2 separate regions of the Homo sapiens genome follow, and region 2 is linked to region 1. A link is a contact called in ENCODE Hi-C data. All regions are on one chromosome and are shown on one strand. The core of a region is the stretch at or near the end of the contact, and the rest is flanking DNA. Distances in the headings are between cores, read along the strand shown. Region 1 holds the start of ATG5 (autophagy related 5). Region 2 holds the start of REV3L (REV3 like, DNA directed polymerase zeta catalytic subunit).

Region 1 (3,153 bases), core at 488-2,987:
ACTCCTGGGCTCAAGCTATCCTCTTACCTGGGCCTCCCAAAGTGCTGGGATTACAGGCATGAGCCACTGTGCCTGGTCCCAACATTTTGTTAGGAAATAATTTTGAACACACAGCAAAGCTGAACAAATTTTACAGTGAATACCCATTTACAATGAACCTAGATTCTACCATCTAGATTCTACCATTATATTTTACCATTATATTCTACCATTATATTTTACTATATTTGGTTAATCACATATTTATCCATCTATGCGCCCCTAAATCCATCTTATTTTTTAGATACATTTTAAAGGAAATTTTATATACTTTTGTCTGACACTGGGAAGGCAATGCACCTTAATCCCACAAGCTTTCTTACAGAGGCTAATAGCTGTTTACTGGGGACACTGTAGTGAGGATTTCTGCATTGAGTAGGTGAAGAGGACCATAACTGTGGCTTTCAAACTTTTCTGACTGCTACCCTTACTAAGAAATGTATTTCACATTCCTATCCAGTGTACACCACATACATACTGAAGTAAAAATTTTGGGACACAATATTTACCCTTTACATGTGTGAAGCATGCTGATATTTTCTATTTTATTTCATTTAAAAAGATGCTGGGCATGCTTCCCTAACTTGATTTAGATACCCACTAATGTACTGTAATTTACCATTTGAAAATCATTGTACTTAGTCCAACTCCAAGAAGATTTTTCTTTTTAAAAGAATCCTGTGGCTACTACTAGAATTTTCCTTATGTTCCCAATTATCAAGAACCTGTTTTGAGTCTCAGCACAGTACTTACTTAACATGCATGGCGTTAAGGCACGTGTAATTAAGAGAAAAACCTTAAATGCCTGCTAAGACTTCTGGATAGAGCCAATTCAAAGATTCTTTATTAGTAAGTTTACCAATTATTACTATTTTTTTTTTGAGACGGAGTCTCGCTCTTTCGCCCAGGCGGGACTGCGGTGGCCCTATCTTGGCTCACTGCAAGCTCCACCTCCCGGGTTCACGCCATTCTCCTGCCTCAGACTCTCCAGTAGCTGGGACTACAGAAGCCCGCCACCGCGCCCGGCTAATTTTTTTTGTATTTTTAGTAGAGACGGGGTTTCACCGTGTTAGCCATGATGGTCTCGATCTCCTGACCTCGTGATCCGCCCGCCTCGGCCTCCCAAGGTGCTGGGATTACAGGCGTGAGCCACCGCGCCCGGCCCCAATTATTTTTACAAAGAGTAAGATAAAGATATGTACTCTTGGATGGGTGGGAGGGTTCAGTGCTCATATAGTCTTCTGTTAAATTAGGTTATTAATGCCTGCGGTGGTTCCAACAAAGTAGAGAAGAAGATCAAATAAGAAAATGGATGGGAAAGTACTTTGAAAACTAATGTTTTATTAATACTGTTGTGTGATGCCAGGAAGAAAGGGATGTTGCGATCAAGCTCTAGGGAGGCAGTGTTTCAGTATTTTAAAAACTGTTTTTGTGGAACTGTTAAGTTAACCTCCCCAAGCCCCAATAACTACGCTTTGACGCAAGATTCTCAGAAGAGGGTAGAAGCTATGAACTTGGAGAGGTTTGGTCGCGAGTTCAAGCGTACTGCCCCGTTGGCGCATGCTCAAGAGCGACTCGGGCCTCCTTGCTGGGTTAGGCAGAACACGGAGGGCGGAGTTCGGACCACGTGGGGTCTCGTGACGTCATCTCCGGGCGCCGAGGGTGACTGGACTTGTGGTGCGCTGCCAGGGCTCCGCAGCGTTGCCGGTTGTATTCGCTGGATACCAGAGGGCGGAAGTGCAGCAGGGTTCAGCTCCGACCTCCGCGCCGGTGCTTTTTGCGGCTGCGCGGGCTTCCTGGAGTCCTGCTACCGCGTCCCCGCAGGACAGTGTGTCAGGCGGGCAGCTTGCCCCGCCGCCCCACCGGAGCGCGGAATCTGGGCGTCCCCACCAGTGCGGGGAGCCGGAAGGAGGAGCCATAGCTTGGAGTAGGGTACGTGTGTGTGTCCACCTTGTGTGAGGAAATTCCTAGAGGAGGAGGGCTGGGGAGGGGCCAGGTAGGTGTGGTAGGAAGGAGGGGTGAGTAGTTGCCTGGAGGAGCGCCCGCCCGGCCGCGATGGCGGGTGAAGGTGGTTCCTCCGGGCAAGGTGGAGTTGGCGAGACGCCGGCCCGGAGCCCTGGGGCCGGTTGGCGGGTGTGGCCTGCGGGGTCCCTCTTGGGGTACATGTCTGTTGCTTACTAAGGTAGGAAAGCGAGAGTCTAGTCGCAGGCTCTAGAGTTCAGTTCAGGACCTGAATTGTTTGTGGAACACAGTTATTTAAACCTTTATTGCACAGTGCAGTGTGAGTCTGTCCAAACTCGGTGGGTATGTCCTCCAAGCAATTTATCTATTTACGATATTCCCTGTCTCAATAACAATATTTAGTGCTACCAAAGACATTTTCTGTTGGCAAGACACTTTTACATACTTCATTTGTACTTTGGATTATTTTAAAATTATCCTGAACTTGAGGAACCTAGGAAACTATTGGTTCTAGATTTTTCTGAGGGGTGAGGAGGTACAGCCTGTCTTGAGCAATCAGAACCCGGAGACTTACCAGACAGTAGCTGAACTTCCAAAGCCTTCCAGAATTGGCTTGTTAAATTTCTGAGACCTTGAAACTGGATACTTGGCTCTGAACTGAACTATTTGTGATTTCCATAGAGGGAGTTTCTGGTTGAATTTTGAATTTGAAAATAACGATGTTGTGCTCAGGGTAGTAATTGAGAGGTATTTTACACCAGATTTAAGCCTGTGCTTTTATCTTCAAAGATATGCTACTTAAAATTGGGGGAAAGTGTACAGAATGGAACTGTATGGATATGGATTTTTAGAATAGTGCACACACCTCAAGTGTGTATTTATTTCATTAATTTCCCCCAAACTGAGTACCTCCTATGTGTTAGGCACTGGACAAAACAGTAAACAAAATAGTAAACAAAAGAATAAAAATCCCTGCCATCATGAAGTTCCACTTTGGGGATGGGGTGAGAAGACATTGATACAAAAATTAAGGTACAGTCTTTCCTGTCCCTCGGCATCTGTGGGAGATTGGTTCCAGGACCTCCCTTGGATACCAAAGTCCTCAAATGCTCAAGTCCCTGATATAAAATGGTGTAGTGTTTGCAGATAACC
Region 2 (3,351 bases), core at 742-3,241, 5.2 Mb before region 1:
TTAAAGAATTCTAGGTGTCATGGAACACTGAGAATCACTGATATTGTGTATCTGACATTCGGCGTGTACAAAATATTTATTTTATAAAAAATACATTTTAGCATGGTAGTCATATTTTAAAATCACTTCTATAGCCTTCTAAAATTTCAGATCAAGAGATTTTGCCTCTTAAAAATATTAGCTAATTTCCAGCATATTAGTAGAAATCTTGCCACGTATGTTTATAATCATGCTCTGAGGTTAAAAACTACAAGCTAATTTACTGTAGTAATCAGTCTCAAATCCCTCGGAGCGTAAGTTCTTATTATAGCATTTATATGTTAGGGAATTTATAGACAGCTTCTTACCAGTGAGCTGTCTCTTTGGGCCTTTTGATTTTCCTATTTGAAAATCCACAACGGTTCCAAACGAGTAGCTCTCACACCACTTCAAATACGTGGCAACCTGGTAACCACTAAAATGCACCTGTATAACACACAAATGTAAAAGAACGATCTCTACTTGGATGGGTTAGAAATGTGTCAAGGGTCCTAATTCAGGGGCAAATTTCGAACTTGAACCCACGCTTTCTGCCTCCTACAGCTTGCATCTTTTTGTTGAGAAGAAACCCTTCAGGATTAGTTTTTAAGAGAAACCTTCCCGTTTTACATATGTAGAAACTGAGCCCAAAGAAACAAAATTATTTGTCCAAGGTCACGCCCAATATCAGTGGCCAAGTCAGAGAGGAACCCCTTGTTTCCAATTTAATAGCCAAGCCAGCTGCATGTTACTACTCTTTAAAACAAAAATTCCCTAACTGCATCGCTTCACCCCCTCTCGATTTTTGAATAAAGTTGTTTATTCAAAACGGCCCTTCCCCACGGTGGTGCTTTTATGCCTTCGGGTAGTAAAACCTTCCATAACGTGTTAGTGAAAAACACGAGGAGGCCACGTCTAACGCGGTGACTTTCACAGGCCTTTTTCTTTGGCCAAAATTTTCTCGGAAAGACTGTTAATCCTACATTCCGCTGGGGGAGGAGCGACGAGGGAGGAGGGAGGTCACCGGCAGCTGACAAGTCCTTACATGTACTTGCGCGTGCCCGGGACGCAGCCTGCGGGGCCGAGGAAACCAACGAAGGATGTATTAGGACGAGAGGGAAGGAAGGGGGCGGGAGAAAAACACGGTAGTGGGAAATCCCTGTGCACTGGATCTGCCAACCCCTCGCAAAGCTGAGAAGAGCCGTGCGTGAATAAATCTCATTAAATGGCCCGGCGCAGACACTGCAGCAGCAAAGAGGAGGGGGCACCGCGGCTCGCGCGGCACGTTCGGGAAGGGGGAACGCCAGGGCGGCCCTTTTATAGGCCGAAGCCCGCGCCCGCGCGCCCCCACCCTTCGCACCGCCCCCGGGCCACGCGCGGAGCCGCGGCGTTACCTGAGAAGGGCCGGCTGCGTCCGCACCCGGCCCCGCCCGTTCCGCCGCCCGCCCGCCCTTCCCTCCCGCGAGGCCGCAGCGGCACGAGATCTGCGCCTCGCCTCCCTCCTCACGCGGGCGGATTTTCTTACCTTGTGAAAAACCGTCTCAGCGGCTGCCCCCGCCTCCTCTGCTGGATGTGAAATGGCGGTCGGCGAGGCAAGTGTGAGCATCGCAGCTCCTGCCAATCCTGCATAGCCGCCAAAACGGCCCCGAACACTGGCGCCCCCCTCCCGCAAGCCCCTCGGAGCCCATCCATGAGATCGGTGCTCCGCCGCCCCTTCCGCTGCCCCTCACCCAGGTGACCGTGCCCGCCAGCCGAGTCATCGATCCCGCGCGGGCGCTGCCGGCCGCCGGCCGCCTCCCTCGCCGCGTGCCCGGGGAGGGGGAGAAAGCCCCTTCTCGGCCCCCGCCCTCCGTGTCCCGCCCGGGCGCCCGCCCTCTCGCTCCTTTTCCCGCCGAGCCCCCTCCCCCGCACTACTCGCAGCCTCCCTTCGCCACACACACCCCCCTCTCCCCTCCCCCCAGTGGTTGCGTCCGTGACATCATCATCATGGCAACAAGAGCTGCAGCCTGGGACCGAGGAGCCCGTGTGATTCCCGGCGGTGGCGGCAGTGGCGGCAGCACCAGCACCGACGAAAGCTCGAGGGCTTCTCTCCTGCGGCCCCTTGCCGGGTGCTCCTGAGGAGGCGGCGGCAGCAGCGCCTACACCGCCCCGCCCGCCGCTCCTCGAGGTGCCTCTGTGTGAGGGGAGGGGGCCGTGCCGAGAAGGGGAGGGGGCGCCGCCGCCGCTGCGGAGGGAGCCGCCGCCGCTGCTGCTGCCGCTGCCGGGTCGCCAGTGAAGGGAGGCAGTGGCGGCGGCGGCGAACATGTTTTCAGTAAGGATAGTGACTGCAGACTACTACATGGCCAGCCCGCTGCAGGGGCTGGATACCTGCCAATCCCCCCTCACCCAGGCCCCTGTCAAGAAGGTGCCGGTGGTGCGAGTCTTCGGAGCGACCCCGGCAGGTAAGCGGGCGCCGGGCGCGGGGCGGGAGCGGGAGTCGGCGGGGCGCCGGGGCCGCCCTCCCCGCCGCGCACACGCGCACACGCCACCGGCGCCGGCCGTCTCCGTGGATCGCTGCCGCGTCTTCCCTCCCCTCCGCCCTCCTCGCCTTTTCTCTCGTGCGTGACAAGAGCCGCAAAAATGTGGGTCCGCGCGAGCGCTGCGCGGCGCCCCCACCCCCGGGCAGGGAGGTGGCGAGCGCCGCGTGTTTAGACTGCGTGTGGCGGCCGGGAGCGGGAGCCGCACTCCAGGGCGCGGGCCGGGAGAGCGAAAGCCGCGGGCGCCCCGGACGGCGGGCCAGGTGGCCGCGCCATGTCCATCGGTGGACGGGTTCGTAGGGCCTGCTCTGAGGTCGGTCGCTAGTGGGACATCCCTTGTGTCCCCCAAGTGCCGCTTTCTGGAAACGGGGAAGTGTCAGCCTTGTTGTCAGTCGCTCCCCATGGTCTCTTCTCACCCTCGCTCTCCTCTGCCAGTTCCGGAGATGCAGTGGGCCGGAGAGAGTGGCGCTTGGGGCCAGATAATCTTTCTCACTGGGGTGACCGTGTGGCTCTGCTGTGAGTGCAGGTCGTGACTCCTTAGAGTTTAGTGCCTGAGCGTCGGGGGACAGGGCAGCATCCTTAGGTGCAGTGCTTTCAGGAAATGTGCATCCATGGAAGTAGGAAATGCGTGTTTATGTTGCCCAACCTAAAACATCACACTTAATGGGGTGAATTTATTAGGAACCACAGCCAGACTCAGCAGCACAGACATTTTGAAATGCTCCTAGGCTGGGCTGTAGGATTGCGTTTTAAGTACAGGTATATATTTTTTAAACACAACTATGTTGAAGAAGGGATGGGAAGGGGAGACAGCCGT

Evidence for each region. A loop is a pair of places that touch in the nucleus more often than their neighbours do. Pooled maps may share reads with other maps.
Region 2: a map of B cell shows a loop between it and region 1 (18-fold over the local background). The contact joins the promoter of REV3L here to the promoter of ATG5 in region 1. A Hi-C loop is called at or near these places in 2 of 168 maps with a recorded cell type or tissue (B cell and naive thymus-derived CD4-positive, alpha-beta T cell) and 6 of 50 pooled maps.

The regions. Positions count from the first base shown.
Region 1 is chr6:106,324,344-106,327,496 of GRCh38, reverse strand. It overlaps ATG5 (autophagy related 5), which reads left to right and starts at 1,737. Exons shown (of 8, transcript NM_004849.4): 1 at 1,737-1,971. RefSeq lists enhancers at 1,538-1,857, 1,878-1,927.
Region 2 is chr6:111,481,858-111,485,208 of GRCh38, reverse strand. It overlaps REV3L (REV3 like, DNA directed polymerase zeta catalytic subunit), which reads left to right and starts at 1,991. Exons shown (of 32, transcript NM_001372078.1): 1 at 1,991-2,459. The coding sequence starts at 2,321. It also overlaps TRAF3IP2-AS1. RefSeq lists enhancers at 845-1,204, 3,045-3,104 and silencers at 1,275-1,664, 1,705-1,934, 2,105-2,404, 2,465-2,534, 2,595-2,674.